2 separate regions of the Mus musculus genome follow, and region 1 is linked to region 2. The links are chromatin loops, found by intact Hi-C in ENCODE. Cell type or tissue: left cerebral cortex. All regions are shown on one strand. Each heading gives the region's core, and the rest is flanking DNA. Links, peaks and the distances in the headings are about the cores only.

Evidence for each region. Hi-C counts contacts between places; a loop is a spot of excess contacts. Peaks named below come from ENCODE experiments on the same cell type or tissue, not always from the same donor. Only the 100,000 strongest peaks of a DNase experiment are listed, where the experiment ranks them.
Region 1: a loop joins it to region 2, with 4 times the contacts of the local background. A loop is called at or near these places in 19 of 42 quality-filtered maps.

Annotation. Positions count from the first base shown.
Region 1 is chr15:10,484,995-10,490,373 of GRCm38, forward strand. Brix1 (BRX1, biogenesis of ribosomes) reads right to left here and starts at 943. Exons shown (of 10, transcript NM_026396.3): 1 at 741-943. The coding sequence starts at 899. Rad1 (RAD1 checkpoint DNA exonuclease) reads left to right here and starts at 1,024. Exons shown (of 6, transcript NM_011232.3): 1 at 1,024-1,270; 2 at 1,459-1,722; 3 at 2,996-3,104; 4 at 5,262-5,379. The coding sequence starts at 1,525. In left cerebral cortex, for the core only: CTCF peaks have their summits at 1,216 and 2,450 (motif pointing right); a DNase peak (open chromatin) is centred at 1,013; H3K4me3 peaks cover 2,170 bases; H3K27ac peaks cover 1,202 bases.
Region 2 is chr15:11,377,381-11,382,759 of GRCm38, forward strand. No RefSeq gene overlaps it. Among named protein-coding and RNA genes, the nearest start is that of Gm34444, 13 kb to the left of the region's middle. In left cerebral cortex, for the core only: a CTCF peak has its summit at 3,046 (motif pointing left); a DNase peak (open chromatin) is centred at 3,035.

The DNA.
Region 1 (5,379 bases), core at 54-5,053, 890 kb before region 2:
TCTGAGGCAAGATTTCCTCCATACAGATACCTTCCTTAAGGAGTTTCCAGGTGACTGAAAGTAACTCCAACAAGAACCTGCTGGCCTTTAGAAGAGACACACAGTTTTCTATGAAGCCTTCTTTCCTTCTAAACTCCAATATTTCTGGAGGAACTCTTGTTCATTATTTCCTAGATGCTAAGGCCAGGGAAGCTCATCTTGGTATAAGTGTGTCGCACTGTTTGACACAGTAAAACTAGTGGTCTAGGACCCTTGAGTTAAAAGATCTAACCAAACAAGTCAGAGTCACAGACTCACAGGACTGTAGCTTTAAAGGCTTGGCAAATAAATAAATAAATACATACATACATACATACATACTTCGGTAATCCTATGTGATACGGACCAAAACAGAAGGAATTTATAGTTACACCAAAAAGACTCTGAGAAAAAAAAAAAAAAAAGACAAAGGAAAACCATTACTCTGGGGAGGCGGGGTGGGGGTCAGTAACTGGAAGACAAGGATCCTGGAACTAAACACCCATTAAATCAACTCCCTGTTAACTGGCTTAGGGTCTACGAACTGCTGTCTCCAGGAAGAAGGCCATCTACACGAAAATTAGACATAAACACTGTCCAGTCCCTCCAGGGAACCCTAAGCATAAGATCCTGTCAAGTTTTGACTGGAGTCACTTCGCTGCTTCGGTGGCCCAAAGGTGGGTCAGAGCGCCGACTCCAACTTCGGGAGTCGGGCCTCTTACCTTGCAAACCGGACCTGGAATACGATCTCTATTTTCCTCCTCCGCCTCTTTGGCCACATCGGCCTGCTTAGCTGGCTGCCCGGCATCTTTCGAGCTCCTTTTTGGCTTCTTCGCTTGAACCTCCAAGCCTCCACGCCGCTTTCTCTTGGTCGCCGCCATCTCGCCTCGCCGCGTCGGTCGCTGCCTGCACTTCCGGTTCTGCCGCTCGCTCTGCCTTCCGATCTCTATGGTAGCCCACGTTAGGCTGTGAGTTAAGTCATCCGGCTCCAAGGCGCTCGCTTCCGGTCTCGAGGTAGACTCTCTAGGCACACGGCGGCTCGGTGGTGACGGTGGCCTAGGTGGTTGCGTATCTGAACGGTGGCGGGAGCTGTTTGCCTGGCTTGCTAGCTTTTTGGACGCTCAGGGTGTTCTTGGGGCTGGGGTGGCAGGGGCTTTGAGGGGTCGGACGTCACCCACAGCCTGGCGCCAGGGGCTCCCTTAGTGGCCGCTGTGCGGCGAGCGGGCCGAAGTCGCGTTCTCCTGCAAGCCAGGTTGGTGGCGCTCAGAGGTGCTAAGCAAGCCCGGTTACCCGCGCCTTTTAGAGCTACCCTGTGAACTGCATTCAGTGTAGAATACCGTAGTTTTGAGACATGAAAATAGAATGATCTCGATTTCGGCTCGGGTTGAGGTCGCCAGTCCTGTCCGCACTGATAGCGAGGTTTGTTGTTCCGTGTCTCAGGTTTTCACACATCTTCCGGAAGAGGAGCATCCTTCTTCTCGGAGCCGACGGTACCGTGGACCATCCATGCCTCTCCTAACCCAGTACAATGAAGAGGAGTACGAACAGTACTGCTTAGTGGCCAGCCTTGACAACGTTAGGAATCTCTCCACTGTCTTGAAAGCCATTCATTTCAGAGAACACGCCACGTGTTTTGCTACCAAAAACGGAATCAAGGTTACAGTGGAGAATGCAAAGTGTGTGCAAGCAAATGCCTTTATTCAGGTATGGGGGAGTGAAGACATTTTTAAAGCATTCCCTAATGAATGAATTTGGAAGGACTTAATTCAACAAAACTCAAGTTAGTGAACAAAATGTCGTTACTTTTTTTTCTTTCCTGCCAACAAATACTTTCCCCATCTTGTCTCACACAGATAACGATTACTAGTGATAGTTTATTAATGACTCTTCTCACCATTTTCCTCTTTTAATCTTTACACATATAGACACTTTCTCGTTTGACATAGTGGCACCAGATTTAATTTTCAGTAGTCTTACAACTGATTGAATTAGGGCGAGAACCCTATTTACTCTTTACAGTATTATTGTCATGCACGTTTTAGTTTTTCCTCTTATTGGCTGTAATTTTTCCTCGGAGCATTTTCCCCCGGAGATAGAGTCTAACATGTAACCCTGGTTACCTGGAACTTGGTTTATAGACCAGACTGGCTTCAAGTTCTTGGAGATCCGCCTGCTTCTGCCTTGCCTCTGCCTCCCAAGTGCTGGGATTAAAGGCATGTACCACCACTGCCTGACACTGAATTATCCTATCCTTAAGTGACTTTAGCTTTAAGGGATAGGCACAAGACAGAGTTAGGGCAAGTTCACATAGGTGTTAAATTTAGATACAGAAATGAAGATGAAGAGCCCTTACTAGGGGGTGGTAACTTTGTGGTGTTTGGCTTTTTAATATTTTTAGAAAGGTTTATTTTATGTATGTGAGTACATTGTCTTCAGACAGACCAGAAGAGGGCATCAGAACCCATTACACATAGTGGTGAGCCATGTGGTTGCTGGGAATTGACCTCTACCTCTGGAAGAGCAGTCAGTGCTCTTAACCTCTGAGCCAACCTCCAGCTCCTGGCTTCTTAATTTCGTGTGTATGAGTGTTTTGCCTGCATGAATGTCTCCAAAAGGCGTGTACCTGGTTCCTGCCAAGTTCCTGTGAAGGGGGTGTTGGATCCCCTGAAAATGGTTACAAAAGGATTTTAGTCACCGTGTGGGTGCTGGAAATTAAACCTGTGTCTTCTAGAAGATTAGCAAGTATTCTTAACTGATGAGCCATCACTTAGTGTTCCACGTTTAATGATTAAACCATTCAGTAGTATTCAAGTGGGGAAAGGTTGAAAACTTAGTATGTCTTAGTTGGGAATGAGAAATACTCTCATGGAGTTGGCAGAGTATTGTTACTTTCTAAGCATAAAGTGAAATATAGACGTGTGAATTTTCATTCTTTAATATAATCCACTTTCATGTTTTCATGTTTGCTTTCTCATAGGCTGACGTGTTTCAGGAATTTGTCATTCAGGAAGAATCTGTTACTTTTCGAATTAACTTAACTATCCTTTTAGACTGTTTATCTATTTTTGGATCAAGTCCTACACCAGGTGAACTATTTTACTACTACAACTACTGCTACTACTATTGTTGTGGCATAAAAGTATTTATTATGGTTAAAAAAATAGAAAATACATACAGGAAGGTTTCTAGAATATAAGCTTTTTAATTTTTTTTAATCTTTTTTTTTGGAACAGAGTCTTATGTATCCCAGACTGGCCTTGAGCTCCCTGTGTAGCTGAGGATAACCTGGAATTTATCTTCCTGCCCTTGCCTCAAGTGATGAGATTATAGAGATAGGCAACCATTTATAGTTTTATGTGGTGTTGGGGATTGAAACTGGCACTTCATACGTGTTAGCCAAGCACTCGACTACAGCTGAGCTACGGCCCCAAGCCCAACAGTATTTTGTTAGAAAACTAACTTCTCAGGGAAGGACTAGTGAGGCCCCACCCCTAGTAGAGATGCTTTTGGCAGCTGATGGCAGCTAGGGGAGGGAAAAGTCATTTCTTTGGAACAAGTTGAGGAGTCCTAGGGAGGGAAGTATTAGGCCCTAATAATTAGGGGGTGCATTTGTATATATGAATTAAATTTTTAAAGAATAAAGGGAAACTGATTTCCAATTCATTTTCCTCCTAGTTGTTATAATCATAGGACATAAATATTTAAACTACAAGTTGAATGTTTGTTTTAGTTCTTTACATATTTGTGAAGGTATTTATTCATTTTAGGTCATCCTAATAGGCAAGGTATGTTATTACCTTACCTTCCTTTTTGCTGTGAAAAGAATGACTGACAAAGCAGTTTTAGGGTTTATTAATTAGGCTCACAGTTGGAGTGTGTAGTCCATGTGGCAAGGATGAACCTGGAAGCGAAGCAACAGCACAAGGCGGCTGGTGGCATTGTGTCCACGGGCAGGAAGCAGAGAAGAGCTTAGGTGGCTGTCTTCTTTTTATCCAGTCTAACACAGAAGCTCTTAAAATGGTGCCACCTGCATTTAGGGTGGGGCTCCCACCACCTCATCCTGATCATCAAATCCCTATCACAGACATGCCTAGAGGCTTGTCTCTTAGGTGATGCTAGAGCCGGTCAAGTTGACAATATTCATCATCACACAAGGCTCCAAGATTGTAAGTTTAAGATCAAAAGACTTTAAATTCATGAAATACCTTTAACGTTGTGAAATACGTTTTAATTACATATGTATTCTGACTTACTCAGAACTAACGTCTACTTAGAAGCAGGAGAAGCCAATTTTGCTCACTCTCAGTTGACCATTAATTAGGAAATTCAGTTGCCCTGTATATAAGACTAGAAGAATCCAAGAATTGTTTTATTTCATAGGGAAGTAACTCATGGCTTTGCACTGGCAGGTTCATAATTAAGTTTTGGTTTTTGTAGACAGGGCCTTGAGTGTAACTCAGGTTGGCCTTAAACTTGAGATACTGCTGTCTTAACTTCTGAGTGCTAAGATTACAGTGTACTCTGCCATACCACGTACACTAGATGGCCTGGAACTTGCTGTGACCCTCCTGCCTTTGCCTTCACCATCCTAGGATTGTAACTCTGAGGCATGATCGGTAGCCGGGTCTAATTACACACATGAGTAAAGTATGCAGCCTGACAGAACCTGAGTTTGAGTCCCAGGTCCTGTGGTAGAGAGAGAGAACCAACTCCCAATGGATGTTTTTCTATGACATCCGTGGGCATGCATGGCATGTGTACATTCATACTCCTGACCATGAAACACATACTGTACTCCATATGTTGTTAATTATGAATTCACAAATGCGGTGTTTCCCAGCTTGGTTTTTCCTGAGAACATTTGATTTTTCATACCCGTTACGGCTCTCTAACCAGTAGGAAGGAGCCGAGATATTTTATATTCCTCCTCTGAGGGGATTGAGGTGTTAAGTTATGTCACCATGGCTATCCTCTATTGATCCCAATTTGATTTAAAGTAATACTGTCTCTCAACGGGGGACATTGTATATAAGGAGTGGGAAAATCAGTTCAGCCAGACAGGATTGATTTTCTCCTGTGTCCCAGTTTTCTTGCCATTATTGGAATCAGGTGTCTTTAAGAGGAGACATGCATGCTAGAAGCTTGGCAGATAAATTATTCTTGAGGCAATGTGTGTGTCATTTGGAGGGAACGCTAACCCCAGAGCCATAGAGCTAAGCCCCATGTGCCTTAACTCACTGCAGGGACTTTGACTGCGCTTCGGATGTGTTACCAAGGTTATGGTCACCCACTGATGCTATTTCTAGAAGAAGGAGGAGTGGTGACGGTCTGCAAAATTACCACTCAGGAGCCTGAGGAGAC
Region 2 (5,379 bases), core at 153-5,152:
AGTGGGGTGTTGTGATCCTTTTTTAGGGGATGATGATTTTAAATACAATCAATGTTTTCTTCCAGTTACAAGTAGTGCTATGTACCACAAACTTTTGTGTGGCACTGTATATTTTCTGGCCAAGATGAAGATCAACTGGCCCTGTTCTTCTTCCAGGTGTGTGCCCATATTAGGTGTGGGAGCTGCACACCAGGGTGGAGACTGAACCCAGGGGGAGTGGAAGAATATTTATATTCCATACAGTGTCCACTCATGAGGAGCCTCCTTACTGTATAAGGATTATGTCAGGCAGGGAGGCTGGGGACATAATGCACATCACTCCCTGTTGCCACCCTTCCTGATAGCAATCCATCATAAATATCAGACTCTAAGAACAGCCACATCCCTGCCATTTCTTGTCTGATGATTGGGGTTGAGTAACAGTGACAGAGAGACTATTGTTTTGGATCAAATGGTTTTAAGCCCCAACAGATCTGGTTAAAAACAAAACAGAGGCATGGAGGCTGTCTTAGTTAGGGTTTTACTGCTGTGAACAGACACCATGACCAAGGCAAGTCTTATAAAAATAACATTTAATTGGGGCTGGCTTACAGGTTCAGTCAGAAGTTCTGTCCATTATTATCAAGGTGAGAGCATGGCATATTCCGGCAGGCATGGTGCAGGCAGAGCTGAGAGTTCTATATCTTCATCCAAAGGCTGCTGGTGGAACACTGACTTCCAGGCAACTAGGGTGAGGATTTTATACCCACACCCACAGTGACACACCCATTCCAACCAGGTCACACCTATTCCAACAAGGCCACACCTTCAGATGGTGCCACTCTCAGGTCCAAGGATATACAAACCATCACAGAGGCTAAATAGTCACCTCTTGAAATTGCTTATCTGATTATAGAGAAAGTCAGGGTTATCAGTTAACAGCCAGTTTTCCTAAGCAAACCAGAGACAGTTGTCAGGGTAACCAAGTTCTCTCCACCTGAATCCTTACCTGAAAGGGAGTTTCCTTTTGTTCTGTCTCCTATGTTGGCCTTACAGGAAACTTAACATTGAGATGAGCCATCTGTTTTCTGTTTCGGCCTTTGTCTGTCTACAGACCAAGCCTCCCTTCTTGTTTTATTTATTCTGGCTTATGGAATGAACTACTGCCAAGTCTAAAGTAAAGCTAAAATCTTTGAGTAAAATTATTGTAATTATTATTATTATTGACTCTCTAATAGTAGTAACATACATTTCTGTCACTCAGCATGTTTGTTTTATGACACAGTATTAAATGCTTAGTTTAACTGGGTTTTGGTACCTTTTCCTTCTGATTGGGAAGGTAGGTTTCATCTGTGAACGGATCCATCACTAGCATTTGTGAGCAAGTGGAACAAAGGCACTCTGGCATGAATTTATCAGACCATCTGTTTTAGTCACTGTTCTGTTCCCATGAAGAGAAACAACGACCAAAGACAACTCTTAGAAAGAATTTAATTGTGGGCTTGCTTACATTTTCAGAGTTAGTCCATTAGCATCATGGTGGGGGCATGGTGGGAGGAGGGTACCACTCAACTCTGGAACAGTAGCTGAGAGCTACATCCTTTGCAGGCAGAGAGAGCAAGACCAGGCTTAGCATGGACTTTTGAAACCTCAAAGCCCATCCCCAGCAACACACTTCCCCCAACAAGGCTAACTTCCTGATCCATCTCAAATAGATGTGTTCCCTGATGACTAAGCAGTCAAACCTATGGGCTGATGGGGAGCACTCTTATTCAAACCACCACACCATCTAAGATGGAGCTTACAAAACTAAAAAGGCATGAAACCTTTCTAACATTGCAATCTCACTTCTGAGAAACTATTTTTGTAAGAGAGGAGAATTACATAGGAACACATGCAAACATTTTCTGAAGCATGGTTTGTATAGCAACAAAAGCAAAATTGCACAGGCCAAAATAAAAAAAGCCACATTGAAATTCCTAGCACTTTCTGAATTAAGTTGTGATAAAGTCATAGAACAGAATTTCATGCAGCTATTTTTTAAAACCCGGACCTATGTCCATTAACCCGAGAGTGCTGCCCTCTTCTCCCCCACTATGAGAGCTGTGACTTCAATGACACAGAGTTCAGTCTTAATCAACCCTGGACCGCTTAGAGACCCTGAAATTAATGGTTTCCAAAGTTCAGCTGAAACGTAAGCATGCACTCCTAGCTATTGGGGAGGAGCCTGAAGCAGGAAGATCACAAGGTTGCACCGCGCCTTTGGGTCTAGAGTAAGTTAATAAGACTCTACCTCAAAGCACAAAGCAGGCTGGAGGGTAGCTCACTGGCGCAAATGTAGTAGGTAAGGTGCCCTAGTTTCTAGCCAATCCCACCCCCAGAAGCTGGGGCAGTGAGGTGGAGGAATTATTTTATCCTAGTGGAGAAAGGAGATCTCTGGGCTTGTCATCTGACTGTCTCATTGTGTAGATTCCTGTTTCTGCAGCAACCTGCACTGCAAGTGATCTGCCGGACAGGATCCAGATAATGCACTGTTAGCACTCCACAGACCTCTCTCTGCTGGACTGTTTTCACCAGAATGACAAAGCATTCTTCCTGGGTTCCTTTGTCTTTGACAAGCTCACTGGTAGCTGTTGCATCTCCATATTCTGTGACAGCTTTGCGCCTATGAAGCGAGCACTGCATTTATTCTGCATATGCATCTGCTTCTCTGCTTATAAACCAGACACCCGTCCACTGTCTCCCTGGACCCCTGCCACATCACTCGCCTTCATCCACAGCGTGTTAGAAATGGCAGGGACAGTCCCAGTGCCCTTAGCTTCTTTGTTGCTTCTTGTGTGCTTTCCACGGTCGGTTATGGTGAGAGGCTACTGAGAGTGATCCGGGAAAGCCCCATTTCAAGCGATGAACATGATTCAACGATGCTGCCAGAGTCCATTACTCATCTCCAGTGAGTGGACAGGACAGTTCAAGCTAATTGAACTAATTAGGTAATTTTAAACTGATTGTACCAACTTTGGTGCTTGCATCTATCTGGCTAAAGAGGGCAAGACTGCCCTCTGCTGTCTGAAGGTAAGCTTTACACTTATTATATTCATACCTATATATGCCCAGGGTCACTGATACTGGATATCAGTAGCCACAGGACAGAGTACTTAAATTAATTACACCTTAACGTTGCTGTGGAGACATAATGCACTTGGAGAAGCTGAAAACTTCAGAGATTATCCCTTGGGAAGTCAGCTTTACTGAAGCCCCCAGTAAAGGACTACCTGTTTCTAAATCAACATGCATCCAGTCTGCTGTGAATCTGATCGAAATCATTTTCTCCTTTTCACTCAACTCCTCATTCTTTTGCTTAGTCTGCTCATCCCATTAGACCCACGGCTGCTCGTGATCCACTGGTTCAGGCACCTCTCCTCTGGACACCCATCAGTCCATTCCTCCATTCTCCACAGCCTCCACGCTCCCTCCAGGCCATCGCTCCCTCCTGAGAACTAGGCCCTGGGATTGCAAGTGCTTGAGGGCCCTTTTCCTCTTCAGATGAGCAGGGATCACAACCAGTTCGTTCACGGCCAGATTAGTTCTATTGTCAGAGCCCGAGTTTTCAGTGCAATGAAGAATACACAAGATCCTTTTGGTCTTGGGAAAGCAGGGTTTGAATGATTGTTATGCAAGCTGAAGTCAGAACACTGAGGGAAACAGAATATACTCGAGAGAAAAGATATTAGTGCTTTGAGTTTGAGAGGTCAGAGGCAAGTTGACATGACGGGGAGAAGTGCTGGAGTAGAAGTAACAGAACTCAGAGACTTGCCATGGCATTTACACACCATAGGACACAGTGTATACATCTGACAAGCAGCAAGAGGCTCGGAGAAGTTATATTTGTCCAGCTGGAAGTTGCAGTTAGAATAGCAACCCACAGATCATACCTGTGAGTCTACATCAGAAGGCCAGGGCTTTAGAATGGTTGGATTTAAAAGGAAACCGTCATTCATGGACGAAAAGCAGCAGCAGTAAGAGCCACATTGAAGGAAGTAGTATTAAGCCAAGTCAGTTGGCGGAGCACACGGAGTGTGACGATCTGAAGATGTACCCCTCAGTGAGAGCCTCGAACGATACCTGTGGGGAAACACTAGGAGCTGCTGGGAGTGGAACTCACCAACAGGAAGTGGCTTCAATTCTCCCCACTCCGTATAGCACACAGAACTGGTCTCCCAACTTTAGGACTGGAGAAAGGATGGGTATTTATCCGATAGGGTAAGAAGGACACACATGCAAAATGAGTTTTGATAGAAAGGTCTATAAGCCATGAAAACCAAGGCCTAGTGGGAAGAACCAGGGGCAGGAGATGCTCAGAGGTGAAATGAAAAGACTAAAACTTCTGTGAGACCCAACAGCACATAAAAGGAGACAGAAAAAGTGGCCATCTTTGATGTAACTGAGTATATCAGCTAGGGACCAAACCAGAAATCCGGCCACCCTAATTTAATTTAATGGAGATTTCCCATGTGTTCCGTCTACCCCTCCCAGAGTTAGGCGGTCCAGACAAGTTCATCAGGGCCCATCAAATAAGTCGTGTTTTCAGAATCTCATTGTCACCCACATGGGTCAAGCTTGTGGGGTCCTCCTGCTCCTACCCATGGTACTACACACATCCACTGCACACACCTGACCCAAACTCCTGGAACTGCTCTGTATTCATTCATACGTGCCTTCCATTTTTACAGCCAGTTCAAGATTGCAAGAAGTTTGCCAGCCTACTTCCTGTGCACACGTAAGGCAGCAAGCACAGCAGGAAAAGGACACAGTCCTTCAAGTCCCACACAAGACAGTCAACGTGCAGACTTGACACATCCACTCAAACGCCTTACTGTTCCAGCGGGCAAGCAGCCACAAACAATACCTGAATGGATGGACCTGTGCTCTGGAGTCACACATGGTATCTAATAATAAACACGATTGTCTTTATTAAGTCCCAGACTACTAGAAGTCAGTGGTTGCTTCTGGTTGATTTCATGCCTATGGATAATCAAGTAAATAAATTTAACACCTGAGAACATAGAGGAGAAATTAAACGTTATCAGTTCCATTGTATTTTCTTGATAGAGCTAAAACTACCAACAGAGCACAAGGAATGTGATGCTTTTACTATACAGTGGTTCCTGCTTTTCTCTAGCTGGCTGGCTCCTCGGCACACCAGCTCCTTCAATAAAATGTAGGTTACGGAAGCTGACTGTGTAAGAGCAGTCTGACACACCACACTGTAACCCGGTCCCCCGTGAAAAGGGAAGTGGGCCAGTGAATGCTCTGAAAGGCCCATAGAAACAAACGCTAAAACCATTTGCCCAGAAGGTTCCCGCCATGCAGTGCAAACCGGTCTGGCGGTGCGGCTTGGTG